Linked DNA regions of Homo sapiens: regions 1, 3, 4, 5, 6 and 7 are each linked to region 2. The links are chromatin loops, found by intact Hi-C in ENCODE. Cell type or tissue: PC-3. All regions are shown on one strand.

Evidence for each region. Hi-C counts contacts between places; a loop is a spot of excess contacts. Peaks named below come from ENCODE experiments on the same cell type or tissue, not always from the same donor. Only the 100,000 strongest peaks of a DNase experiment are listed, where the experiment ranks them.
Region 1: it touches region 2 in a loop (16-fold over the local background); 9 of 110 quality-filtered maps call a loop at or near these places.
Region 3: it touches region 2 in a loop (10-fold over the local background); 106 of 110 quality-filtered maps call a loop at or near these places.
Region 4: a loop joins it to region 2, with 10 times the contacts of the local background. A loop is called at or near these places in 106 of 110 quality-filtered maps.
Region 5: it touches region 2 in a loop (6-fold over the local background); 36 of 110 quality-filtered maps call a loop at or near these places.
Region 6: a loop joins it to region 2, with 3 times the contacts of the local background. A loop is called at or near these places in 21 of 110 quality-filtered maps.
Region 7: a loop joins it to region 2, with 14 times the contacts of the local background. A loop is called at or near these places in 91 of 110 quality-filtered maps.

The regions. Positions count from the first base shown.
Region 1 is chr11:109,850,946-109,854,945 of GRCh38, forward strand. No RefSeq gene overlaps it. Among named protein-coding and RNA genes, the nearest start is that of LINC02715, 29 kb to the left of the region's middle. In PC-3, a CTCF peak has its summit at 2,432; DNase peaks (open chromatin) are centred at 956 and 2,426.
Region 2 is chr11:110,199,080-110,203,079 of GRCh38, forward strand. It overlaps a transcript of RDX not described here. Among named protein-coding and RNA genes, the nearest start is that of RDX, 96 kb to the right of the region's middle. RefSeq lists a silencer at 1,185-1,479. In PC-3, a CTCF peak has its summit at 2,428 (motif pointing right); DNase peaks (open chromatin) are centred at 1,322 and 2,452; H3K4me3 peaks cover 522 bases; H3K27ac peaks cover 2,426 bases.
Region 3 is chr11:110,365,993-110,369,992 of GRCh38, forward strand. It overlaps LINC02732 (long intergenic non-protein coding RNA 2732), which reads left to right. Exons shown (of 4, transcript NR_135100.2): 2 at 369-542. Among named protein-coding and RNA genes, the nearest start is that of LINC02732, 13 kb to the left of the region's middle. In PC-3, a CTCF peak has its summit at 1,747 (motif pointing left); no DNase peak of the experiment used is centred here.
Region 4 is chr11:110,375,313-110,379,312 of GRCh38, forward strand. All of the region lies in intron 2 of LINC02732 (long intergenic non-protein coding RNA 2732), which reads left to right. LOC107984385 (a long non-coding RNA gene) reads right to left here and starts at 2,289. Exons shown (of 2, transcript XR_007062885.1): 1 at 2,191-2,289. In PC-3, CTCF peaks have their summits at 1,601 (motif pointing left) and 1,802; DNase peaks (open chromatin) are centred at 1,549 and 1,909; H3K4me3 peaks cover 1,121 bases; H3K27ac peaks cover 329 bases.
Region 5 is chr11:109,943,928-109,947,927 of GRCh38, forward strand. It overlaps LOC105369484 (a long non-coding RNA gene), which reads left to right and starts at 2,602. Exons shown (of 3, transcript XR_948004.2): 1 at 2,602-2,780. RefSeq lists an enhancer at 2,341-2,430. In PC-3, a CTCF peak has its summit at 2,448 (motif pointing right); a DNase peak (open chromatin) is centred at 2,514; H3K4me3 peaks cover 1,260 bases; H3K27ac peaks cover 1,740 bases.
Region 6 is chr11:110,295,442-110,299,441 of GRCh38, forward strand. RDX (radixin) reads right to left here and starts at 1,173. Exons shown (of 14, transcript NM_002906.4): 1 at 1,026-1,173. RefSeq lists an enhancer at 270-1,142 and silencers at 356-415, 546-645, 656-705, 756-1,555. In PC-3, no CTCF peak of the experiment used is centred here; DNase peaks (open chromatin) are centred at 1,570, 2,110 and 3,190; H3K4me3 peaks cover 3,084 bases; H3K27ac peaks cover 3,979 bases.
Region 7 is chr11:110,432,150-110,436,149 of GRCh38, forward strand. It overlaps FDX1 (ferredoxin 1), which reads left to right. Exons shown (of 4, transcript NM_004109.5): 2 at 3,685-3,809. Among named protein-coding and RNA genes, the nearest start is that of FDX1, 4.2 kb to the left of the region's middle. In PC-3, CTCF peaks have their summits at 1,787 (motif pointing left), 3,283 (motif pointing right) and 3,482; a DNase peak (open chromatin) is centred at 3,302; H3K4me3 peaks cover 165 bases.

The DNA of each region.
Region 1 (4,000 bases), 350 kb before region 2:
ACTTTACAAAGTCCCTTACATGCACTATTATTTATTCCTCACTAAAGCCCCATGAAATAGGCATAAACAGCTTCGTTTTTTTAAATGAAAAAATAATTAGGAAAGATTAACCTGCCATTGCTCTCACAGCTGGCAAATGGCAAACGTGGTTCCTCCGTCACACCATGCCCCGCCTTTCAGTACTATGGAATCATTGACTAATTTATTGAACAATATTTGTTGAATACATGTATCTCAGAGTAGAATCGGAGCTCAAAATGTAGTTGATGATAATTTTGAATTAATTAACTTTTGACATCTTAAAATCATTTTCACATTCAGCTTGAAATTTGTATCTTGCTGGACATCACCAATTTTGTTGTTGTTGTTAAAAGTATCTACTTGAGGTACAGTAAGTGATGAGTTAACATATGCTTTTCTGTGGAAAGAAAGCCTTTGAGATTCTGAACTCAAAGATGAGAAGGGTGCCAGGGAGTAAAACCCACTGGGTTTAAATTTGCATTTTCTCCATACCTTATGCCTAGCACGGAAAGCCCACAATGAGGTATGAAGGATGGGAATAGAAAAGAAAGTGGTGAGACAAATACATTTTTCATTTAGGTCTGCAGAAATCACACACCAAAAGGAGCTCAGTGGTCTTGGGCAAGAGACAACTTATCCAAGCCTCAATCCCCTGACCTGTTTAAAAAAAAAAAAAAAAGAAAATCACTCTCAGCTGTTTCTTTCTCTTGGGATTGCAGTGAGGAGTAAATAAAATAATGTCTATAAAAGCATTTCTAAACTGATAGGTATTACAAATAGAAGACATTACATACTAATATAAGGTATTGACATTTGCATTTTTGTTAAGTATTTTCACTGACTTGGCTTTAAATCATTTCCTTAACTGGCCTATTACTTTTGGGTGCTGGTCCCACTCAGCTTTTTTTGCTGAAATGAGGAGTGTGTGTGATGATTAATTTTATGAATCAACTCAACTGGGCTAAGGGAGTGTTGGCTAAACAATATTTATGGGTGTGTCTTTGAAGATATTTCTGGAAGAGATGAGCATTTGAATAGGCAGACTGAGTAAAGATCACTCTCACCAATGTTAATGGGCATCATCCAATCCACTGAAGTCCTGAATAGAACCAAAAGGTGAATAAAGGATGAATTTATTTTATCTGAAACATGAAAGCTCCTGGTTCCCAGGCCTGTGAACCTGAGACTTACACCAGCAGCCTGGCCTGGTTCCCAGGCATTTGAACTCCACCTGAATTACATCACCAGCTTTCATGGTGGTCCAGCTTGCAGACAGCAGATCGTGGGACTTCTCAGCTTCCATAATTGTATGAGTCCATTTCTACAATAAAGCTCCTCTAATTTCTACAATGGGGATATAAATGAAGCAGTGAGAAGGATGAGGATGTGGGGCCAGTTCTATCAGGTTCACATCTTAATAGCAATGTGATCCTAGGCAAGTTGCTTAAATACCTATTTCCCCCTCTGTGAATTGGGGAAATAACACCGCTTTTTCAAAAGCATGTTATCTATCTAAAGCACCTAGCCAAATTTAGCGCTCAGGATATTTGCCAATTGTTAGTTTCTTTCTCATAACTATCCAATAAATCAAGTAATTTTTTAAACCTACTGTGGCTTAATTCTTAGTACTCTCTTTCCCAGACAAAGGATAAAGAGTTCTAAAACATATCTAAATTTGTTTATTATGTGATCTTAAATAACTAATGTGATTTTTTTTAAATATTGCATGCTATTTTCAACTCTAGCTTTTATACCAAAAGAGGCCATGGGTGATTCTGAAACACAGAAATCCTCATCTCTACTTCTAAACCAAGAGGCTGATAATATGTTAATCCATGCTTTTATCAGGGATTAGAAGAAAACGAGTCACAAAAACTGCAAAGACTGATATATACTAAGTCCAGTAAAAATTGAAGTGTAATAAATACTGTTATATTTTTGTTACATGAATCATGTATGGGAACTGTCTGTATCCATGAAAAATTTTGAAATTTCTCTCTAATATATTCCTCCCACAACAACCCCCTCCCCTCAAATTGATGTCAATAACATTCCAGATGAAGTTTATCCTTTTATTAAATACACATCAGCAAATAAAGAAATACTTTTTGAGAAGTGCAACAACAACACCCCTTAAATGAAATAGCACTGATGCTTTTCAATGTTCCCAATAGTACATGCATTAAAACAGTATAGCTCTCTATAGGGAAGAAATACATCTTAAGTAATTCACTGCAATAAGAAAATGTAACTTCAGCAAACTACATATTTTATGGTCATCATTGTTTTGGGGATTTTTTTCTCTGTTTCCTATAATTAGCTGGGTGATTTTCTAGCTGATGTAATAAGCATGATTCTATTCAAGTTGCCCTTGTAAATTTACCGTAATTCCATTACCTCCCATCAGGCGGAGACATAGCTCTAGAAACCAGAAAGTTAAACAGCAAAGACATCTTAAAGTACTTCTTTTAGTTGCTTCCTATATGAATAGTTACTATACTCAGTTATGGATATTTGTCTCCTCAAGAAGAGCAATGAAATGTACATTCACAGAAAGACAAAATCTGGCAATACATGTGTCTGGAAGACGCTCAGGTCATTCGGTCACCACTTCAGTGACTTAACACAACTTTCTGTATCTTGGGGTCTTCATTTTTATCATTCTCGCCTGCCAAGGCTCAAAATATTGCTGCTTATAGAATGGTGGTGTCTCCTTAGAGAAAATATAGCATGTAAATAAATGCCCATTCTTTATTCCCTTATCTATCTACCTTTTTTTAGAGTCAAAACAAATTCTGTTCCCATAAAATCTTCCTTAATTACATTCACCACATTTTGCTTTCTCCTGATTTTGGTGTTTTATTAATTTCTCAAAGAACTGAAAATAGAACTGCCATTTTATCCAGCAATCCCACTACTGGGTATCTACCCAAAGGGAAAATAAATAATTATATAAAATTCTACCTGCATTCATATGTTTATCACAGCACTATTCACAACAGTAAAGTCATGGAATCAACCTAAAAGTCCATCACTGGATGATTGCATTAAAAAAATGTGATAAATCATGGACTACTACTTAGCCATAAAAAAAAAAATCATGACTTTTGTGGCAACATGGGTGGAACTAGAGGCCATTATCTTACGTAAAATAACTCAGAAACAGAAAGTCAAACACCACATGTTTTCCTTTATAAGTGGGGGCTAAATAATGTGTACACCTAACATACAGAGTAGAATAATAGACACTGGAAACTCTAAAAGGTGGGAAATTCAGTGGCGGGTGAGGGATGAAAAATTACCTACGGGGTACAAGGTATACCTATTTAGGTGATGATTATACTAAAAGCCCAGACTTTACCACTACATAATGCACCATGTAACAAAATTGCACTTATACCCCCTAAATCTATAAAAAGAAAAATAAAATAAATAAAAAATAAATGCTTTGTTGTCCTTTCAACAACTTTTACAGTATCTTCATAGGAACGGAGGATGCAGTGAGCCAAGATCACACCACTGCACTCCAGCCTGGGCAACAAGAGTGAAACTCCTTCTCAAAAAAAAAAAAAAAAGAAGAAAGAAAGAAGCCACGTTCTTTGTACATCCATAAGAAGCAACTCTTCATTCATTGAAGTTGTATCATGAGATTGCAGCAATTCAGTCACATCTTCAGGCTCCACTTCTACTTCTAGCTTTCTTGCTATTCGCACCACTTTTGCTGTTACTTCCTCCACTGAAATCTTGAAGCCCTCAAACTCATCCATGAGGATTGGAGTCAACTTCTGCCTAACTCCTGTTAATGTGCATTTTTGACCTTCTTCCATAAACCATGAATGTCCTTAATGTCATCTAGAATGATGAATCCTTTCCAGAAGATTTTCAGTCTACTTTGCCCAGATCCATGAGATGAATTGCTATCTAAGGCAGCTCTAGCCTCATGAAATATATTGCTTAAATAATAAGACTTGAAAGTCAA
Region 2 (4,000 bases):
GCTGGGATTATAGGCATGAGCTACCGCACCAGGCCTGAATATGGATTTTTTAAAAAGAAGAAAAACCTCCCAGCAGAACAGAAGTGTCATAAGAGAACTTGCACCATAATACTTTCATTCTCAATGCTAGAGAGGGCTCTTTCTAAAGGTAAGAGAATCCCCTAAAGTAGGAGGTCCAATCAGCTCACCAAGATTACAGGTAAAACATCATTTTAATAAATTCTAGCTCACCTCAAAATTATTAAATTGGAGGATGATGTTCTTGATTGGCAAAGAGCCCAAGAGATGCAAACTATTGGGAAAGAACCTGGAAGGGATGGAATCAGAGGCTGTAAAGATAGAGGTTGCTCTTGGTCAGTTCCTTTGACTTGAAATCCACAGGTCCTGTGGATGAACAGGTTCAGATTTTATGAGGTCCCACCAGCATCCTGGCAGTGGAAGGTGTGGCAGGTCTAGTGGGCAGGTGAGCTGGCCCTGGCCACGGCTGCCAGTTGTACTTACCTAGTGAGGGAGGGAGCCTTCTTCCTAAGGGTTACATTTGCTTTATGCTGCTTTGGCAAGAGCGCATCTGGAACAATGCATACAGTTTGGGTCCCCACCTTTCAAAAGAGACATTAAGAGATTAGAAAGCATTTAGCAAAAGAACACAGTAGGAAGCTGAATGGGCAGGCTGACTACTTGCTCAGCACATTGCAACATCAGGGCGCTCTTGTCAGCCTGGATTATGTAGGGCCTGTTATTGTCAAACTGTCTGCCTAATCTTTAACCTCTTTTTTTTTCCAGTCCACCTTTGAAACTCCACGATTAGAATGTGGAAATAAGAATAACTTTAAACCTTCCTTTTAAATAGATGCTAGACTTCAAATAGTGCAGCAACTCTACACAAGCTAACTAGTCTCTTTCAATAATAAGACCTATTATTTAGAATAGTAGGTCTTGTCTTAAAGCCATAAAAATCAGAACTTCATGTCATTCAGTAATGTGTTCTACCAGATTTTATATTTTATGTGAAGTTCTCTTTTGATTAACCGAGGCATTGTTAAAGTTATTTTCAGGTAGCAACCAGACTAATGGATCCAAAATACTTTATAGTGCCTACTCTGAAATCAATAGTTGCTATGTTTTTGAATAAGCAAATTCTCAGTACCTGCCTACTAAAAGACTGGATAGGTTAAGACAAACAAACCATGAAAACTACCTCCTCTGCAGACACGTTGGCATTGCCGGAATTAAAGAGGTCAATTTCAGCCCTACTCTCTCTGGTCTGTCTTCCTCAGCTGACTCACCTGCCATTCTCCGATATATCCCTTAGAGATAAAACAAAGTCAGAATTAACTTGACAAAGAAACTGCTAAACTGGCCAAACGTATCCATGAGTCAGTTCCCTGACTGGGGAGAATACTGGTTACAGTATTTTCTAACCTTGTGGGTAAAACAATTAGAAATGCAGTTACTAGCAATCTCTATCTTACGAATGAGTTATGAACCAAAAGGGCAGCTGTGGTGGGCTGTTTCCCATGGAAACCACGTCATGAAGAGTGATTTTGTTTCTAGGCAGTTTAACCCATAATGAAAAGCTGAGTCTTTGCAGTAAAATACAGTAGAAACTCCAAATTTGTCAAAGATTGTAATAAAGGAACATAGAAACAATGACATTTATTAATGGTTTTATAATTCTTCTTTAATACTTGAGCTTGATGTTAACCTGGCCAGAAATAATTCGATGGTTCAATAGTACCTGAAATTTAAGAACATTTTAAAGGGAATTCTAACTATTTTCAAAGACTTTGAAGGTTAGTCTGGCTGGCACTTTATTGTATGACATGCCATTTCAGGCTGAGTAATTCCAGCACTTTGGGAGGCCGAGGCAGAGATCACCTGAGGTCGGGAGTTCGAAACCAGCCTGACCAACATAGAGAAATCCTGTCTCTACTAAAAATAAGAAAATTAACCGCGCATGGTGGCGCATGCCTGTAATCACAGCTACTCAGGAGGCTGAGGTAGGAGAATCGCTTGAACCTGGGAGTTGGAGGTTACGGTGAGCCAAGATCGGGCCATTACACTCCAGCCTGGGCAAGAAGAGCAAAACTCCCGTCTCAAAAAAAAAAAAAAAAAAAAAGAAATGTCATTTCAAAATGTATAGCTGTAGTTTTTCCATAGTCACTAGTAATATTATTCTCACTGTGATTAACTAGTAGTACTATTTATGTAGATTTAGACTCATAAAGGAGCAGAGAGAGCAAAGGAAGAGAATTATTTTTCATGAAAATAATGAGAAAATTTAGGAGAGCATGAGAAAGGAGGATTTGGGAGTAAAGTTAATAGATGAAAGGCACAAGAGAGGGAATAGAACTGAAGGAGAAAACTGCATGTATGAGTTTCCCTAACAGGGAAAGAAAGGTGAAGAGACGTCAGAAATTTCCAAGCTTTGCCACCAGGTGGCGGCATGAGATTAGATGACAGTATTTTAGCTGAAGGCAGCAGCAACTGAAGGGTAGTGAGGGTGAGATACATAAAAATCACATGAGCTGGATATTCACAACACAGGAGGCTCAGGATTTGTGAAGCGGTAAGCCATGGGTTAGAATATATATCAAGTTATAGCAAGAATATATATTAAATTATGTGTTAGAATATATAATAAGGGACGCAAACCTAGTTGAACTTATTTTTTAAGATGTTGTCTCCCTCTGTCACCCAGGCTGGAGTGCAATGGCGCCGTCTTGGCTCACTGCAACCTCTGCCTCCAGGATTCCAGCGATTCCTGTCTCAGCTTCCCAGGTAGCTGGGATTACAGACACATGCCACCACATCCGGCTAATTTTGTGTGTGTGTGTGTGTGTGTGTGTGTGTGTGTGTGTGTGTGTGTGTGTGTGTTTTCAGTAGAGTTAAGGTTTCCCCATGTTGGCTAGGCTGCTCTCAAACTCCTGACTTAGGTAATCCGCCCGCCTTGGCCTCCCAAAGTTCTGGGATTACAGGTATGAGCCACTGCGCCCGGCCTAGTTTAACACTTTAAAGAATCTATTTATCTAGTACAGGCCATGGCTCACACCTGTAATCCCAGCACTTTGGCAGGCTGAGGCCAGGGGTTGATCACCTGAGGTCAGGAGTTTGAGACCAGCCTGGCCAACATGGGGAAACGCCATCTCTACTAAAAATACAAAAATTACCCGAGCGTGGTGGCCTGCACCTGTAGTCCCAGCTACTCTGGAGGCTGAGACAGGAATCGCTTGAACCCTGGAGGCAGAGGCTGCAGTGAGCCAAGATCATGCCACTCACATTCCAGCCTGGGCAAGAGAGCAAGACTTCATCTAAAAAAAAAAATCTGTCTAGTTTAGTATATTAACATTTTTCTTTTAGACAGGGTTTTGCTCTGTCCTCCAAACTGGAGTGCAGTGACATGATCATGGTTTACTGAAGCCTCAACATCCCAGGCACAAGCAATCCTCCCACCTTAGCCTCTCGAGAAGCTGGGACCACATGTGTGCTTCACTACACCTGGCTAATTTTTCTTTCTTTTTTTTTTTTTTTTTTGGTTGGGGAGGGTGGGACATGAGGTCTCACTATGTTGCCCAGGCTGGTCTTGATCTCCTGGGCTCAAGCAATCCTCCTGGGATTACAAGCATGAGCTGCTGCACTCAGCCAACAGTTTTTTTTTTAAAAGTAAAGACATACAAATGGCAGCAGATATATGAAAAGGTGCTCAACATCATTGAGCATCAGAGAAATGCAAACCAAAACTGCAATGAGATAATCATCTTACCCCAGTTAAGATGGCTTTTATCCTATTAAGACAGGTAATAACAAATGCTGGTGAGGATGTGAAGAAAAGGGAACCTTTGTACACTGTTGGTGAGACTGTAAATTAGTACAACCACTATAGAGAACAGTATGGAGCTACCATATGATCCAGCAACCCCACTACTGTGTATATACCCCCCAAAAAGAAAATCATTATATCAAAAAGATACCTGCACTCCCATATTAACTGCAACACTAC
Region 3 (4,000 bases), 170 kb after region 2:
CACCATTTTCCTGCCTCAGCCTCCCGAGTAGCTGGGACTACAGGCTCCCACCACCAGGCCCGGCTAATTTTTTGTATTTTTTAGTAGAGACAGGGTTTCACCGAGTTGGCCAGGATGATCTCAATCTTCTGACCTCATGATCCACCCGCTTTGGCCTCCCAAAGTGCTGGGATTACAGGCGTGAGCCACCGTGCCCGGCCCCTGTTTCCATTTTTTGGGGTGTACACCCAGAGGGGGAATTGTTGCATCACAGGGCACTGGCATTTAAATTCTCACTCTTCTCATTTGGTGTCTCACACCAGTTTGCATTCCTGTTTGAGCGAATTTGTAAATCACATACCATATTTGTTTTCTTCTCTGTTTCACAGATAAATATGCTGAGGCATGTTTTCAAGGAGGGGAGAGAGATTCCTTTTCCTCAGCCGGGCACAGAGCCAACCTGAAGTGTAGCACTGTGGTGACCTGGCGGGATCTGCTCTCCAGTCACTCCCGAGGGCCCTTCTGGGGACAAGGAGACTTTTCTGTGCGGCCTGTTGATTTGAGTAGGTATAGCCTTTCTGCTAGCCACCAGACACAGCTCTATAAGAATTTACTCTCAACTATCCCATGAATAAGAAAACACTTAGGGAGGCTTTTACCTATCCATGAATAGTTACTTCTGTTCAACAGTCCTACAAATGTTTTCGAATGCCTGAAGTGTGCCAGACATGTACTAGGCAACAGGGTTAGAAAAGTGTGGGAAGCTTGGTCCCTGGCCTGGAGAACTTTAGTTCAGTGGGGAGCTTACAGATATTCCCCCCATACCTTTCAGAGCATGGATGTTTACAAAGTTGTCAAAGAGTATTTTGGTGTGCTTTGGCAATGGTGGATCTAGTGTTGTGGGCCTTCTAAAAATATGAAATGATGAATTCACAATTAGTTATAAGGTTTTGAAAGGGATTAATACAAATGGGTGGGGTGGGGTGGATGGGAGGAAGGTCCTGAAATAGTTTTATTAACTTGGTAGTAAATAATTTCTGGATTTGAGGAGTATTAAAAGGATCCTTCACTCCCAAACCTCTCCCTCGATAGTCATATAATGAGATGCCTAAAGTTTCTGTCATTATTTTCATTCCACAGTTAAGAAATCAAAGGGGTTGGTGATATTAGAAATACTTGAGAGCCAGATAAGACTGAAGCCCATACCACCTTCAATTATCCAGGGCTTAAGAAGCCTTTAATGGGTCAGGATTGCAGAATAAACAAGCTGTTAAAAGATACCATGTTCTGGCAGCTGCCTGTAATCCCAGCTACTTGGGAAGCTGAGGCAGGAGAATCACTTGAACCCAGGAGGTGGAGGTTGCAGTGAGCCGAGATCACGCCACCGCACTCCAGCCCGGGCAATAGCGCAAGACTCTGTCTCAACAAACAAACAAACAAAAACAAACAAACAAACAAAACCATGTTCATGGTAGAAAATTTGGAAAAGCAAAAAGAGCAAAACAAACTCACCTATTAATTGTTCTACTTCCCAGAGACAAACATTGCCAACATGTTGGTGAATATCCTTCCAGTCTGTTTTATATCCCTTGAATTGTAACTTGTTTTCTCTCATTTTCAATAACAATAGTCAGGAACATTTCTGGGCCATGCATTTTATAAATGTAGGTTCTAATATTTAAACATTTTTTTTCCTATGAAAAGGAAAAATAAGACAACCAAATATTATTGTTGAACTGATTCTAAAGGCTAGTCAGGTGGCTATTATAAAAAATAAATATGTAATTACTGCCACCTAAAGGAAAATTGTTAAACATACTGAAAAGATATTTTAAGATTATGTTTGATATATGAAGCTATTAAGGGGGCTAATTTTGTGTTTTTAAAAATTTTTCGTCTTTTAACAGGTTGCTTTTATCCTTCGTTTGAAAAATTATTCATTTGAATCAATAATTACTATATTATTCATGAATAATATTAATAGTGAATATTCATGTATTTATTATATAAGTAATATATTCACTAGCATAAAATTTTTAAGTGACAAAATTATATACAGTGAAGAGTAGGTCCCTGTATTACTTCATTTGTGTTGCTATACAAGAATACCTAAGGCTGGGTAATTTATAAAGAACAGAGGTTTATTTGGTTCATGGTTCTCAGGCTGTACATGAAGCATAGTGCTGGCATCTGCTTCTCGTGAGGCCTCAGGAAGCTTCCACTCATGAAAGAAGGCAAAGAGGGAGCTGGTATGTTACATGGCAAGAGAGAGAGCAGGAGAGAGAGATAGAGAGAGGAGGTGCCAATCTCCTTTAAACAACCAGCTCTCATGTGAATGAACAGAGCGTGAACGGAGCAAGAACTTCCTCATTACCATGAGGATGGCAAGGGGGATCTGCCCCCATGACCCAAACACCTCCCACCAGGTCCCACCTCCAACAGTGGGGAGTTCTCTCTCTCTCTCTCTGTCTCTGTCTCTCTCTCTCTCTCTTTCTTTCTTTCAACAGAGTCTCACTCTGTTGCCCAGGCTGAGTGCAGTGGCGTGATCTGGGCTCACTGCAACCTCAGCTTCCTGGGTTCAAGTGATTCTCCTGCCTCAGTCTCCCTAGTAGCTGGGATTACAGGCACCCGTAGTTCGCCTAGCTGATTTTTGTATTTTTAGTAGAAACAGAGTTTTACCATGTTGGTCAGGCTGGTCTCAAACTCCTGACCTTGTGATCCGCCCGCCTCGGCCTCCCAAAGTGCTGGGATTACAAACGTGAGCCACCGTGCCCGGCCCTGGGGAGCATATTCAACATGAGGTTTGGAGAGGGCAAACATCCAAACTACATCAATTCCCTATCTATCTCTGCCCTCTTAACCATAATTCCCCTCCACAAAGTCGATTGCTACAGGCAGTTTCTTGTGTATTTTTTCAGATAGTCTGTATATACATAAGACTCAATGTTTGTGAATGTGTATGTGTATATTGATACATGCATTAAAATACTCACAGGTGGTAGTATATGGACCCATTAGTCTCCACTTTGTTTCTGTTTGTGTATTTTGTCTTGTTTTATTTTCAGTATCCAGAGATCACGTCAGCATATATTGGGGATGGCTTTAAAACAAATGCGGGCTGGGCGCGGTGGCTTATGTCTGTAATCCCAGCACTTTGGGAGGCCAAGGCAGGTGGATCACTTGAGGTCAGGAGTTTGAGACCACCCTGACCTACATGGTGAAACCCCTTCTCTACTAAAAATACAAAAACTAGCTGGGCATGGTGGCTTGCGCCTGTAGTCCCAGCTACTTGGGAGGCTAAGGCAGGAGAATGGCTTGAACCCAGGAGGCAGAGGTTGCAGTGAGCCGAGATTGTGCCATTGCACTCCAGCCTGGGCAACAGAGCAATGCCTTGTCTCAAAAAAAAAAAAAAAAAATTAAAATAGGCTGGGTACGGTGGCTCACACCTGTAATTCCAGCACTTTCGGAGGCTGAGGCGGGTGGATGAATTGAGGTCAGGAGTTCGAGACCAGCCTGACCAACATGGTGAAACCCTGTCTCTACTAAAAATACAAATATTACCCAGGTGTGGTGGCACGTGCCTATAATCCCAGCTACTCGGGAGGCTGAGGCAGGAGATTTGCTTGAATTCTGGAGGCGGAGGTTGCAGTGAGCTGAGATCACATCTCTGCACTGGGCGACAGAGTGAGACTCCATCTCAAAAACACCCCACAAAAACTGTATTTCATTCAAACATAATCTGTTTTAGAGTCTCCAATTCATAGATATTTAAGTCATCTCTGTTTTTGCTATTTCTTATTCAATGATGGAAATCTTTGTACATAAATTGTTGTACATAAATCTTTGTACATAAATCTTTGCATATGTGTCAAAAATATGTATAGAGTATGATCCTAGGAAGGAAATTGTTGAAGCCTTTGATTTCTTATCCAACTCTAACCCTTCCTATTTCCCTCTCTTCATTTTTCCAATACAGTTATATAAATTGCTTACTTGTCCAGGCGCAGTGGCTCATGCCTGT
Region 4 (4,000 bases), 180 kb after region 2:
ACTCCCTTGTCCTTTTAATTGTACTTTAAACTCACTTGGCCAAACTCCAACCCTGGTTAAATCCAGCTCTCTGCCCTACTCCATGTCTTTGCCCATTGAGTATGGTGGAAGAATAGCCCACAATCTCATTGGCTGGTTCTATGGTCTGAATGTTGGTATGCTTTCCAAAATCATAGGCTGAAACTTAATCCTCAATGTCATAGCATGGAGGTGGAGACTTTGGGGGAAGTGATTAAGTCATGAAGACTGCCTTCATAAATGGGATAATGTAAAGGAGATTAAAAGGAGGCTGTTTGCTCCCTTCTACCATGTGAGAATGCAGCAAGAGGTACCATCTCTGTGCAATGAGCCCTTACCAGACATTGAACCTGCTGGCACTTTATCTTGGACTTCCCAGCCTCCAGAACTGTGAGCAATACATTTCTGTTGTTTATAAATTACCCAGTGTAAGATACTTTGTTATAGCAGCACAAATGGACTAAGACTAAGGACCTCAGTTCCACTTTAAATTCGCCGAGGTCGTTATGCTACCAAGCAATCTTATGAGATTCCCCTGTTCCCTCTCTCTTCTACTCTCCCTACTCCAGGTTCATGAAGAGAGGGGTTGGAGTATCATGATCTCTACTCCCCCTCCACCAGGTAGATAAGAGAGGGGCAGCTCTGTGAACCCAAGCTTGCCTAGCCCCAGCTCCCCTTCCTGCCACTCTCTCTACTCAGATCCTGGTCATTCCATTCTTCAAAGCTCAGCTATTCTCTCTCTTGAAAAGTGCCCTTTTTCCATCAAACACATAAAACCTGTTCAAAGAACTAAGGCAGCAGGTGATTCTTGGCATCCAACAGGAGCTTACAACAAAGGGTGGGAGTATGTAAGACAGGATCCTTTTTTTATCAGTTGCCCCACTAACCTTGGGCAAATCACAAATTTCCATCTCTGAGATGTGCTCTGATGATGATGTGTGGGAGAGCATTTTAAAAAGTAGTAGAGCGCTAAGCACATCCACAAACTATAATCCAATTCAATAAATTATATCACATCTTGATAATCAAATGTTGCAGAAATTTTAATTACTCCATGTATTATTGTAATAATTACTCTATGTATTATTAATTACTCCATGTATAATTAATAAGTCATGGGTATTTAGGGAATTACAAGCCTTTTAAATGTATTTTTTCCTCTTTCCCTCAAATACATACACACCATAAAATCACAGCCTTATGGCTTTAATTTTAATATACTTGTTAACCTTTTATTTCTAATCCAATGAGTATCACAAATCCACCTCCAACCCACCTTAATTCCTAAAGTTTTGTATGTTTGCAAAAACAAACTCTTGGCATTCGGATTAAAATCAAATCTGTTGTTCTTTCCATGGCACATTGCTTTGTCCTGCTGGTTACTTTATTAGTTCATTTCAGGGTCCTTCCGCTGGGAGTTCTCACTCAGACTGGCTGGGGAGAACTCTGGCAGGCTGCCTAATGGACTCTTAGGGTGTGGAATCCACAGTGAATTCCCCGTTCAAATCTTCCTCTGAGAAATTTTGATACTTGCCAGACTGTTTCCTTTCTACTAGGGCTCCATCTACTGGACAAAAATGACCAGTAGTGCCTGCGCTTCTCCATTATGGCTTTGAAATTTTCAAATTAGGTGGAAATCTAATACACCTTCTCTTTGTTAAAAGAAACACTTTAGACAAATTAAATTTAACAGTGTTTGAGCAGAGAATGATACAATAGTTGGGCTGCCCCCAGAACCAGAACAGGTTCAGAGCAAACCCGGGGCTACTACGTGGTTGAATAACATTTATGGAGAAAGGAAAGTGACGGACTAAAGACAGAAGTGAGGTACAGAAACAGCTGGATTGGTGACAGCTGGGTGTTTGCCTTATACAAACAGTTGGCCACCTGTGATTGGCTGAAACTCAGCTGCTGTGATTGGCTGAGCCTCAGCTGCTTGTCACAAGAGCAGGTCATAGTCTGTTTGCACATTCAGTTAGGTTACAGTTCACTATGTATGGAGAAACCTTTAGGCTGAACTTAAAATATGTAAGGAAGTAGCTTTAGGCTAAACTTAATTTAACATTTAAATTTAATTTTACACATTAAAATTATTGTCCTAGGTTGTTCATGCTGTTGCAACAAAATACCGTAAACTGGGTAGCTAATACACAACAGAAACTTATTTCTCACAGTTTTGAAGTCTGAGAAGTCCAAGATCAAGGTGCCAGCAGATCTGGTGTCTGGTGAGAGCCAGCTTTCTCATAGAGCATGACTTCTTGCTGTGTCCTCACTTGGTGGAAGGGGCAGAGGCCCTTTTAAAAGGGCACTTAGTTGATTCATAGGACTCTGCCCTCATGCCCTAGGCCTCCAAAGGCCTGCTTTCTAAATACCATCCTCACCTTGGGGGTTAGAATTTCAACATACGAATTAGCGGGGGACACAAACATTCAGACCACAGCAATTATACTTAATTCTGCCTTTTCAAGGTCTCTGCTCTATTCCTGGACACAAAGAGTTTAAATGTTTTTTGGTCCTACCTCCTGGATACATTTTCTTTTCTTTTTTTGAGACAAGTTCTCACTCTGTTGGCCAGGCTGGTGTGCAATGGTGTGATCTTGACTTACTGTGACCTCTGCCTCCCAGGCTCAAGTGATCCTCCCACTTCAGCCTCCCAGTAGCTGCAACTACTGCCACCATGCCTGGATAATTTTTATATTTTTTTTTCTAGAGATAGGGCTTAGCAATGTTGCCCAGGCTGGTCTTAAACTCTTGGCCGCAAGCAATCTGCCCACTTGGACCAAAGTGCTGGGATAACAGGTGTGAGCCACCACGCCTGGCCCTGGACACATTTTGCTTTTTGGAGGAAAGTTCTAGTGTCCTTTAATAGTAATTAATTATTTGGACTAAAGACTTTTGGAAGCTACAGACTTTCATTCATGTTACAGGTCCTAAATTGCTGTTTTCAGTGTGCAAAGGTTGCCTTTCTGAAGAACCTTCCATTAATAATTTTTACTTCTGTTAGGATCACATGGACTGACTTGAGTCTTGGGTTTTTTTTTTTTTTTTTTTTTTTTGAGACAGTCTCGCTTTGTTGCCCAGGTTGGAGTGCAACGATGCGATCTCAGCTCACTACAACCTCTACCTCCTGGGTTCAAGCGATTCTCCTGCCTCAGCCTCCTGAGTAGCTGGGACTACAGGTGCGCACCACCACGCCCTGTAGTTTTTTTTTTTTTTTTTTTTTTGTATTTTTTAGTAGAGTCGGGGTTTCACCATGTTAACCAAGATGGTCTCGATCTCTTGACCTCGTGATCAGCCCGCCTTGGCCTCCAAAGTGCTGGGTGGTTCTAAGTGAACACATTTCTTATATAGTTTTCCAGGCCCTTTACCCTCCTTCTCTCAGGGAAATCTGGTCCAAGATATTATCTGCAAATTTCTTTTGTTTTTTTTTTTTTTGAGACAGAGTCTCACTCTGTCACCCAGGCTGGAGTGCAGTGGTGTGATCTCGGCTCACTGCAACCTCTTCCTCCCAGGTTCAAGAGATTCTCCTATCTCAGACTCCTGAGTAAGTGGGACTACAGGCAAGTATCACTGTGCCTGGCTAATTTTTGTATTTTTAGTAGAGACAGGGTTTCACCATGTTGGTCAGGCTGGTCTTGAATTCCTGACCTCAGGTGATCCACCCGCCTCAGCCTCCCAAAGTGCCGGGATTACAGATGTGAGCCACTGCGCCCGGCCTATCTATAACTTTCTAACAGTTGGAATTGCATTTTTGGCTGTTTCACTTTACTTCTACGCTCAGGTTTGATGAAAGAAATAATGTATACAGTGGTCCATTTCCAAGACAAAGTGCCTTGAATCGGCTTCAGTCAGCAAACTACAGAAGAAACAGGATATACCAGGCCCCTGCTTGGATACCCTGTCCCCTCCCACCACCTTAGTTGCCCTCACCTGAACCAAAGAAGTTTAAGATGAAAGTTTACCAGCCTGCAAAATAGCTCAC
Region 5 (4,000 bases), 260 kb before region 2:
GCTAAAAGTAATAAATATCCAAACTTAATTAGCAATAAGTAGTTTATCTAAATATCCAGCTAGAAAGAAGATGGAAAAGTGTAATAATTCTTGCAAGAGAAGGAAGGAAGGAAGGAAGAAAGGAAGGAAGGAAGGAAAGGAAAGAAGGAAAGAAGGAAAGGGAGATGAGGGAGAGGGAGGAAGAAGGAAAAATATCTTCATCTAATTAGGAAAAAAATAAACCTGGGTAGCTTCTATGTTCTTAGATTAGAGAAAGAAAATGGAAGTAAAGAAATTAGCGTTATTTGAATCTCTATTGTGTGCCAGATACTCAGCTAAGTTTTTGGATTTTTTTAAATTTGATCTATAGCTATTTCTATCTTCTCTCTGATGTAAGGATACCTTAGAGAACTAGAAATCAGAGAGAAGAAAAGGGAAATGATTAAGTTGATATCAGAACCTACAGAAGTCTTACCACTTACCAAACCAGAATCCTCAAAGTTGTGGATAATTTTCTAGAGATTTTTGACACCAAAGTAAACTTTAAATGTGTGATAAAACATTATTTAGTTAATTAATCATATACTTAAGCTTTGAAGTTAATGGTAAGTACAGCCTATACATTTTTCTTAACTGTTTAATTCTTTAAAAGATTGTCTTTGCTAGTAACTTTTAAGGCCTAATTATTTTAATCGAGTTTTGAAAAATATTAAAAGTTAAAAAGAATTGCAGAGGAATATCAAAGGAAAACAGTAGGTTATAGAAGACTATGTATTCATTAAAAGCTTGATAATTCTTGCCTCTGCCTGGTAGGATATTAGGTAATTAAAATTTATTTGATTTGCATATCTGTGTTTTACAATAACTATATAATGCTTTGGTAAATAAAAATCATAATTTAAAAAAACAAGTGGCATGGAGAGAAAACAGAGAGAAAAAAATGGTGCCCAGCTTTATTCCTTCCATGGTATAGGGTTTTAATAAAAAGACTGAATAAAACTGCAAAAAATTCCTGAGACAAAACACACAGGGCAGCGCAGGAGAACAGGAAAGAAGAAAATACAGAAAAATAGACCCAAATGTTTCAATAAACTGTCCCGCCACACTAAAAAATGGGCAGCAGCAGAGGTTGCCACATGCATCTACAGGCAAAGAGGAGGAACAACGATTGGGATTATTCTAACCAGATTTTTCATGAAACCTTCTGTTGTAGCTGGCCTAAGTGGAACAAATGTGTCTGTGCCTTTGTTTCAGAGTATTTGTACTCCCTAATTTTTATAGCTCTTTCCACATCTTTACGTGCAATAACTCCACTGATGATGTCATACTGGTCTTCCTCAGTTTCTACAAATATAGCCAGCTCTTTCTCACAACATGGCATTTGCACATGCCATTCCATCTGGAACAATCCATTCTCCCATCCTCTTCAATGTTTCTCCACAGCAAGTTCCCAGTCAAACCCAGGTCTCAACTAACATGTCACCTCCTCTGAGATTTTGCTGATCACCCTACTCCCCGACCTGAAGTAATTGAAGTAATGCAGTCACACCACTATACACACTCCACCACCCTCAACTTTGCTTCCCTAACTTAACTCCTGCATCATTGCCTTCAAAACCCTTAGCACAATTTGCAATGACTTTGTTTGTTTGTTTCTGTCTTCCTCATTGGAATGCAAAGCCCATGAAGTCAAGAACACATTTGTCATCACAGTTGTGCTTCCAGTAGACATATGGTTGGCACTCAACAAATATTTGGGAAATAAATGAATGGTCTCATAGTAACCTAGCGCAGTACACAGAGCACGAATTATTATCCCCATTTCATAGGTAAGAAAATCTCAGAGGTGCTTCAAGGACTTGCCCCAAAACACACAATCAGGAACATAACCTCGGTCTTTTTACTCAAGTTCAAGATTTGAGTCAGCCTTCTAGCTAGGTGACACTGGGCACTTTACATAACCTCCATGTTTCTGTTTCTCCATCTGAAAAACAAGAAATAAAATAGAAACCTACTTCATGGTTGTTACGAGGATTAAACAAGGCTTAGAATGTATTTCCATTGGGAAATACTTAATTTCACAGAAAAATGTTAACAGTCTGATACTAGATCACAGATCTTGATGGAGGCAATAGGTTTGTATTCATAATATATATAGGATGGGCTGCACTCAGGAGAATCGAGAAGTTTTGTGGCACAGGGAAGTTTTTTTAATAATGAAAGTGAGGCTGAGATGTCAAAGGCAAATGAGTACCTCACAATTTTGCATCTGGGTGGCTGTCTACCAATCATAACCTAGGTCCCGTCTTGGAGCCCATGGAAGTTGGCTTGTTTTACAAATCTTGAAAATTCACCTATGAACATCAGAGGTTGCTAGTTATGGCCTGAACTAAGAAAAGGGTCTATTTTCTTGAGCCTTAATTTGTGGAATTACAAGACATGCTTTTGCTTCATTCGGTAGCGCAGGCTCCGACCACTAGAGGGAACTGCTCCATCAGTTGTATGAGACTCCAGGCTTCCGCATTCCTCTGGCTGTGACTGTGGAGTATTGTTTCGTAGCAATTTCCTCAGAAACGTAATTGGTCATTGACCCAATCATCTCTCCTTCATGACTTGCAAAATATACTCTCCTGGCCTCAGAGTTGTAAGGATGGAAACAAACACTTCTGTTTCTGAACCAGAGTGGGTTCTCAGAGTCTTGGCTTTCTTTCTGCAGCCTGTCTGCCTCCTAAGCAGCTGAGATTGTTTCCCCACTACAGATGAGTGATAAGCTGACTGCACCCTCACGGATAATTCTATCAGTAAGTAGGTCAGAAGGATAACCCCCTTCCCCTCTCTCCCCAAAATATTCATTTCCAAAATACTCACTGAGTGCTGGATTACATAAAATAGGAGCCTGGGGAGGGTATCATCCCAGTCACTTACCATTGGGTCAAGCGGCTGCTTGGACCCTGTGCCAACTAAGACCCTAATCTCAAGTACGTGCAGAGTAGGAAGTAATTTATGAAACTGGCATCCCCAAAGAGTAAGGAAGAGCAAAAGTGAATAAAATTTATTTAGAACAATTAAAATGTTCCGACTGGCTTGTGTGAGCAGTTTGTACTCTCAGGAATTCTCTGCTTTCTTCAGTTCTTCAAAGCTCTGTCCACAAACTTAGAAGAATAAACCAATATTATGGGGGAGAGAGGAGGAGACTTTAAAACACCTACAGATCATGGAAGAGAAAGAGTATCTACCTCTCCTGGAAGTTGCTTTTATTATTATTATTATTATACTTTAAGTTTTAGGGTACATGTGCACAATGTGCAGGTTAGTTACATATGCATACATGTGCCATGCTGGTGTGCTGCACCCATTAACTCGTCATTTAGCATTAGGTATATCTCCTAATGCTATCCCTCCCTCCTCCTCCCACCCCACAACAGGCCCCAGAGTGTGATGTTCCCCTTCCTGTGTCCATGTGTTCTCATTGTTCAATTCCCATCTATGAGTGAGAACATGCGGTGTTTGGTTTTTTGTCCTTGTGATAGTTTACTGAGAATGATGATTTCCAATTTCATCCATGTCCCTACAAAGGACATGAACTCATCATTTTTTATGGCATAGTATTCCATGGTGTATATGTGCCACATTTTCTTAATCCAGTCTATCATTGTTGGACATTTGGGTTGGTTCCAAGTCTTTGCTATTGTGAATAGTGCTGCAATAAACATATGTGTGCGTGTGTCTTTATAGCCGCATGATTTATAGTCCTTTGGGTATATACCCAGTAATGGGATGGCTGGGTCAAATGGTATTTCTAGTTCTAGATCCCTGAGGAATCGCCACACTGACTTCCACAATGGTTGAACTAGTTTACAGTCCCACCAACAGTGTAAAAGTGTTTCTGTTTCTCCAGATCCTCTCCAGCACCTGTTGTTTCCTGACTTTTTAATGATTGCCATTCTAACTGGTGTGAGATGGTATCTCATTGTGGTTTTGATTTGCATTTCTCTGATGGCCAGTGATGGTGAGCATTTTT
Region 6 (4,000 bases), 96 kb after region 2:
AAGAATGCCATCGAGTTCCTCAGCAACGTGTCTTCCACCAAAATCTCAAATGTATTTTAAAATATATTTTTATGAAGTTGACTTTTAACACATTTCCAACCTAGTAACTACTCTTTAAGGAAAAAAAAAAACCACCAAATATTGGGAATGTCTGAAGAAACATGACATCTGTCTAGGAAGTGATGTAGTCTGTTTAAACTGAAAAAAAAAAAAAAACAAAAATGCACTGCCCCCTTTCAAAGTTAGTCCGGGAATTGAGTTTAGAATCCTTTAAAGGAAAAGAGGGATATCATGTACTGAACTTGTCTGGTGGGGTCTGAGACACTAAAACTGAGCGGCCTCAAGGGCCCGAGAAAGTTACAGGGCTCCGAGAGCTGCAACAGCAGCAGGTAGAGCTGCGGCCGGGAACCGCGGCCCTGGCCTGGCGGGTGCGAGCGGCGGGAGCGACTGGCGCCCCAAAGCCTGTCATGCAACATCCCCTTTGCCACTGGGGCGGAACGCACGCTCTCTAGTAATTTAACACCCCTCCTTTCAAACTGGAGGCCGGGGAACAAGTTCTAATAAATGTAAAATCGAATTCTACCTACGCTGAATATCTGGATTTTCAAACAACCCTTGGGACCATGCCAGCCCGGGCCCGGGGCCCAGTCCAGGCAGCGGGAGCCCACCGTCCCCAGGGCGCTGGGGGTCCGACACCGGCGCTGAAGGCAGACTCCGCGCCCCGAGGAAAGGAGAATCCCGCGGCGGCGAAGGTCGACTTTGGCCCGGCCAGGCACGTTCGGGCCGCGGCTCAGCCACGACTCGGGCAGGGCCTCGCGGCCCCTACCAGCCCCGGGAGGAGCCTGGCCGGCCGGGCCGTTACCACAGTGGCGCCTCGGCCAGCTGGGCGCGAGCGGAGGCGCGCCAAGCCCTGGCGGCGGCGCCACGGCCGGGCAGCACGGGCCCCGCAACTTCGCGCCGCCACCTTAGCGTCTCCGGAGGAACCGGGAGCGGGGAGTGGGGGAAGGGAGGGCGCCGCGCCTTACCCGGAGAGCGGGCGGCTTCTGCCCGCCGGCGTGTGGCTGGGGCGCTGCGCGGCGGCGCGGCTGCGACAGGGAGGGAGAAGCGGTGGTGCGAGCGCTGGCCCGCGGGAGACGAGAGGCGCCGCCGCCACCGCAGACAGCTCCGCAATATGGCCGCTCGGCGCCTCCGCGGGAAAAGGCGGGGCTGCCCGGCGCCCCCCCGCCTCCCCCTGCCGGCCGGCCGTCCTCGCGCCGCGGACTGAGCGCCAACGCCGCCGCTGGGGGCCGCCCCCGCCCCGCCCCTCCCGCAGGCTCGCAGCCGCAGGCCTGGCTCCGGGCGTGGCCGGGGGTCGCGGTCTGGGGCCGGCCAACGCGAGGTGGGTGGCTGCGGGCTCGGGAGCGCCCAGGGAAATAGGGCGAATGCGCCGGAGGGTCGAGCCCTTCCAGAGAGCGCTGGGCTCCAGCTAAACCTGCGGTCGAGGGAAGCGGAGCCGCCCAGCCCAAAGCTCGGAGTGTGCCCGCCGCCTCCCCAACGAGTGGAAACTTGAAACTCCCGCTGGTGCCAGCAAACTCACTGAGGGCGTTGCCGTCGCCCCCAGAGGAGGAATTCTTCCCAGAGGGAGCCGGGGACCAAATGAAGCGTGAGACTTGGCTGTTAGGTTTGAAGATCCTGGACTGGGAAGGAGAAAAGGGCCTACCTGAGCGGAATTTAGATTTGCAACAAAGAACGTTTACATTATTTTGGCAGGTTTTAGCCAACTAGAAAAACTTAATTTTTCAGCGACAATTTTCAAACTTCACCAAAACCTCAATGGATAAGACCCCAAATCAGGAGTGCAAATTTTAATCCAAGCAAGGATGTGTGATAATTTTTTATTACCAACGACATGCTTTGGCAGTTGGAAGGAGTTGGTTAGCAAGAAAAAGTTGGAAGTAGGGCCCCAAAGAGCCGCCAAACCTACATAATTCTAGATTTAGAGAAAGTTAGGCATTCGATCTTAAGACTAAGTCTAGCCCACTCACTTTAGTTAGTGGCTGGGATGAGACAGGAAGCTCCTGACTTCTGGATCAGTCTTCTGTCATCTAATCCATGCTGAGTCCCCTCAGTATTGTCTGCTGGGATGATTCAGGGAGCAAAACTTGCTATGAGTATACAAACAGCAAGCGCACAAAATCAGATTCGCCTGGCTTGCCCTGTTTGCAATACTTTTTTTAGCTTATCTTTTGTGAACAAACTTTAGATTCAAATAACAAAACGCCTGAGTATACTTACTTTTATAGGACAAATAACTCCTATACTTCCTGCCTTAGCATTTACCTTAGGTGAGACAGTAGCTTTTCCAGGAAATATCTGCAAATCACTTTCACTAGCCTGCCTCTTCAGTGAGTTTCCACTATTGCCCTTTGAGACCTCTCCGAACAATTAAAAGCCCCCAAGAGACTCAAGGGTTAAACTCAAGGGCCTTTAGATAGCAAATTCCTCAAGGATGGGAACCAGGTGTGTGACTTGCGACCAAATAGGTTCTTGTGGTTCTTAGGGACCACCAAAAGATCACTCCTTACCTCTCCCTAGGGTGCAAGAATTATCCTGGTTATTGTTCAGCCTACCACATCAGGTTGCAGGCATAGTCAAAGTATTACGTAATACTTCCCATGAAGTAGGTAAGAAAAAAAAGTATTATGTAAATTCCTACATAGTACACTAATCAAATGAAATTATATAACACACTTTTGCAACTGAAAGTGAAGGATTCACTGTTGTTGGTCAGGTGCCAGACACTGGTGTGAAATTCTTTTACATGACTGTCTCTTTTAATGGTTACAAAAACCCTCTGGGATAAATACTATTATTGACCCTTTAAAAAAAATCGATGAATAAGACAGCTTAAAAAGAGGTAAGTAATTTCCCCAATGTAACAAAACTAGGAAGTGGCAGAGCAGTGACCAAACCCAAATATATGTTTGACTCCAAAAGCCTTGATTTTATCCTATCTTCTGCAACAGCAAACAGACCAAAAATTGCAACATTTTAGTTGGGTATCCTATTAGTAAATATTTAAGTGAAAGATAACAGTCAAGGCTGGTGAGATAAAAAGGGTACTCTCAGACATGGTGAGTGGGAGTGTAAACTGAAATAATCTCTTTATAAAGCTATTTGGCACTGTGATTCAACCCCTAAGAACTTTCATGGCAGGGCATGGTGGCTCATGCCTGTAATCCCCGCACTTCCTGGGAGGCTGAGGCGGGCAGAGCATGAGGTCAGGAGACCGAGACTATCCTGGCCAACATGGTGAAACCCCGTCTCTACTGAAAATACAAACCTCAGCTGGGTGTGGTGGCACACGCCTGTAATCCCAGCTACTTGGGAGGCTGAGGCAGGAGAATGACTTGAACCCGGGAGGCAGAGATTGCAGTGAGCCGAGATCATGCCACTGCACTTCAGCCTGGCAACAGAGCGAGACTCCCTCTCAAAAAAAAACAAAGCAAAAAAACAAAAAGAATGTTCATAACTGGCCAGTGCTGAAGCTCACACCAGTAATCCCAACACTTTGGGAGGCTGGGGCGGGAAGGTCGCTTGAGCCCAGGATTTTCAAGACCAGCCTGATCAAAATAGTGAAACCCCATCGCTACAAAAAAAATTATAAAAATTAGCCAGGCATGGTGGCATGTCTGTAGTCCTAGCTATTCAGGAGGCTGAAGAGTCAGAAGAATCCCTTGAGCCCAGGAATTTGAGGCTGCAGTGAGCTGTGATTGTCAAAGGCGTTGACCACAGAGTGACTCCATCTTGAATAGGGGCTGGGTAAAATAAGGCTTAGACCTGCTGGGCTGCATTCCCAGGAGGTTTGGCATTGTAAGTCACAGGATGAGATAGGAGGTCAGCACAAGATACAGGTCATAAAGACCTTGCTGATAAAACAAGTTGCAGTAAAGAAGCCAGCCAAAATCTACCAAAACCAAGATGGCAATGATGGTGATCTCTGGTCATCCTCACTGCTCAT
Region 7 (4,000 bases), 230 kb after region 2:
TTTGAAGTTTAACAACTCGATAAGCTATCAGTAATTGAGAGTCAGAAAAACTCCTTTTACTCTAAAATACCGTGACACAAGGGGGTTTGCAGTGATTCAGGTAGCAAAGATCTTTCACGTGTATTGTTTCGTATGACTCTTAAGACAATTCTATGAGGTAGGGAGGGTAGATAAATGGGAATAAAAATTTCATATTAAGTAGCTGGCAAAACTAGGACTAGAACTCAAGAAGTTTTTGCGGATTTTAAAAAAATTTTAAATTTCTATTTATTTTTAAAATTTCAGTAGTTTTGGGGGCACAGGTGGTGTTTGGTTAATGGGTTAGTTCTTTAGTGGTGATTTTGGAGGTGTTGGTGTACTCTTCACCTGAGTGCAGTGGTGCCATCATGGCTCACTGCAGCCTACACCTCCCAGGTTCAAGCGATTCTCGTGCCTCAGCCACCCGAATATCTGGGATTACAGGCGCGTGCCACCACACTCGGCTAAGTTTTGTAGTTTTAGTAGAGATGAGATTTCACTATGTTGACCAGCCTGGTCTGGAACCCCTGGCCTCAAGTAATCTGCCTGCTTCAGCCTCCCAAAGTATTGGGATTACAGGCGTGAGTGACCACTCCCAGCATAGGGTCTACATCTTCTGACTCTTAGGTTCCATACTCTTTCAACTTAAGAATTACATTTTTCTTTCGTTTCCGCCTCCTCTCCTCTTCTTTGGTAAACCTGTTAATACTCTTACTTGGCAGTTTTTTGTAGGGCTGTTTACCTTTAATACAGACCAACAGGTTGGGCTTCTTAGCAAAAGGGCTTGGTCTTTAAATAACAGTTATTAATCAGTGTGTGTTGAATTCTACTATGTGTTACGTATTTTGCATACATTGTCAGAACTATAAGATTAATGTTGTCCAATTTTATAGAAGAGGAGGCTGATGTAAGAGATTTCGAATTCCTTTGCTGTAAGCTTAGCTCTAGAGTGCTTCAGAAGAACAGCAACGCTGAAACCTCTGGCTTTCAGTAGTGTGTATAAATGATGGAATTCTTTCTAATGTGCTTCCTGTAGCTTTAGCTACCAGGCATTCGTTGATGTCAAATCTCTAGACTTCTCTGCTGGGCTCAGACCCATACCCATATTGCCATCTGGTGTTTGGACATTCTCATCTGGCTTTTTCATTATTAAATTCAGCAGGTCTAAGCTTCAACTTATTTCTGTCTTCCCCAAAGTTCCTTTGGTTCCTGTCTTAAACCTAGGTTAAATGGTACCACCTAATTGTGTGAGCTGGAAATCCCAATGTTTTTCTTTCCGCTTTTCAGTTTATCTTATGTAGATGGTCACTAAAACCTTTTGGTCTACCTCCTGGATGTCTGTTAAGTCACTGCATTCTCTGTCCCTGATTAGTTTATGCTGTTTTGATAACCTCCAAAGTGGCCTCCCTGCCTCTAGGGTATTTTCATTCTCAGCCATTGTACTTTGAAAAAAATGGCAGTTATTCATGTTGAAAATTATGAATAATATGTGGGAATACTAGTTTTAAAGCATGTTTTGGCTGTGAAAAGAAGTTGGAGAGCGCAGGCCCTTTTGAGGAACATTCTGGTACACACACACACACCCTTTTGATGAGTTTTAATGAATAGAATCCTGTTTTTTTTCCCAGTGTTATAATATTAGGGAGGGCATTATCCCAGTGGGGCTTCAGTTGCCTCATTTGTGAAATGGGATCACTGGACTTGATAACTTTCGAGATAGTTATGGCTCTGAAATTATTTAATTCTGAGTTTTACTTAAAGATTTGTTTGATGGGCTATTGCCATCTACTGGTAGTAATAAGAATAACAACTCATTATTTTAAGTTGAAGAGAATCTTTTCAAGTGTGAGGTAAAAATTAAAATGACCAATGGTGGAGGAATAAGGATCTAGTTTTTAGTATAATGGCTTCTCAAATTTTGGAGGGATGTTTGTGAGAAGTGAAGGAAATTTAAGTCAGCTAGCTGATAGTTAACATACTATCTTAAAAAAACATGTAAGGAGGTATTTATCTTACAGATTCAAACAAATAAACTTTTTCTAGTCCCTTTGATTTGTAAGTATACAATGTGGACTGAAATGAGATGTCAAATACGCAGAAAACTACTAAACAACATCTCTCAGCAGTAGTATTCTATGTAGCACTGGAAAAGCAATCGCCCTATTGATTTTTTTTTTTTTTTTTTTGGAGACAGAGTTTCACTCTGCCACCCGGGCTGGAGTGCAGTGGTTTGATCTCGGCTCACTGCAACCTCTGCCTTCCGGGTTCAAGCGATTCTCCTGCCTCAGCCTCCCGAGTAGCTGGGATTACAGGCATGTACCACCATGCCTAATTTTTGTATTTTTAGTAGAGACGGGGTTTCGCCATGTTGGCCAGGCTGGTCTTGAACTTCTGACCTCAGGTAATCCGCCCGCCTTGGCCTCCCAAAGTGTTGGAATTACAGGCGTGAGTCACCATGCTCGGCCATGATTTGCTTTTTAGAAGCTCACTACAACCCTGGTCTAGTCTTTTATGGACACATTCATGTTTTTCAGAGAGCTGTGTGATGACTTTTTTTGTTTTTTTTTTTTTTTTTTTTTTTGAGACAGGGCCTTGAGCTGTTGCCCAGGTTAGAGTGCAATGGTGTAATCACGGCTCACTGCAGCCCTGAACTTCTGGGATCGGGTGATCCACCTCAGCCCCATGAGTAGCTGGTACTATGGGCAAATACCACCATGCCTTTTATTTTTCATACACCTACAACCATCTCATTTTTATTTTTATTTTTTGTAGCAATAGGGTCTCTCTGTGTTGCTCAGGCTGGTCTCAAACTCCTGGGCTCAAGCAGTCCCCTGCCTCGGCCTCCCAAAGTGCTAGGAGTACAGGTATGAGCCACCACACTTGGCCTTTTCTTTTTTAAATGACAGGGTCTTGCTGTGTTGCCCAGGCTGGAGTGCAGTGGTGCAATCATATCCCATTGCAGCCTCTTCCTCCTCCTGGGCTCAAGGGATCCTCCCGTTTCAGCCTCCCAATTAGCTGGGACTACAGATCACATCACCACACCTGGCTAATTATTTTATTTTTTGTAAAGATGGGATCTTGCCATGTTGCCCAGGCTGGTCTCAAACTTCTGGCGTCAAACAATCTTCCCACTTCAGCTTCTCGAAGTACTGGGGTTACAGGTGCAAGCTACTGCACTGGCTTGTATGAGAGTAAAATAGAGTTCATGAGTGATAATAATTGCCAAATGTTTTATAACTGTGACTATTAGGGAGACATATACTGAGGCCACCAGGTGGCGTTGACCAGGTAGTCATTGCCATTTCCTGTAAGGTAGTAGAGCTTATTACCTGGTAGGTGGGTAGATATATATGCCTTTGATTTCCAAATAAGCTTTGGAAAGAAAAGAAAATACCTTCGGCTAGGCATGGTGGCTCAGGCCTGTAATCTCAGAGTTTTAGGAGGCCAAGTTGAGAAGATGGCTTGAGGCCAGGAATTTGAGACCAGCTTGAGCAACATGGTGGCACCCCGTCACTACAAAAAATAAAAATAAAAAAAATTAGCCAGGCGTGGTGCTGGGCACCTGTATTCCCATCTACTCTGGAGGCCTTATAGGCTTTTAAACCAATTATTTTAAATTATGTTTTGAAATTACTAAAAATACTAAAGGACTGTTTTTTTTTCCAGCTCAGAAGATAAAATAACAGTCCACTTTATAAACCGTGATGGTGAAACATTAACAACCAAAGGAAAAGTTGGTGATTCTCTGCTAGATGTTGTGGTTGAAAATAATCTAGATATTGATGGCTTTGGTGAGTATGAAACATTTCTTAAAATGCATAAGTGAAACTGTTAGGTTTCAAATTTTTATTTTGTGGTTTTTTTTTTTGAAGAAGTTTAACCTATAGCATGCTATGTAAAATATTAACATTCAGGATGTGTTAGTGTTATATTCTTGTTTATAAAGAATAATAGAGTGACACCATTGTTCTGTTCTTTGTAC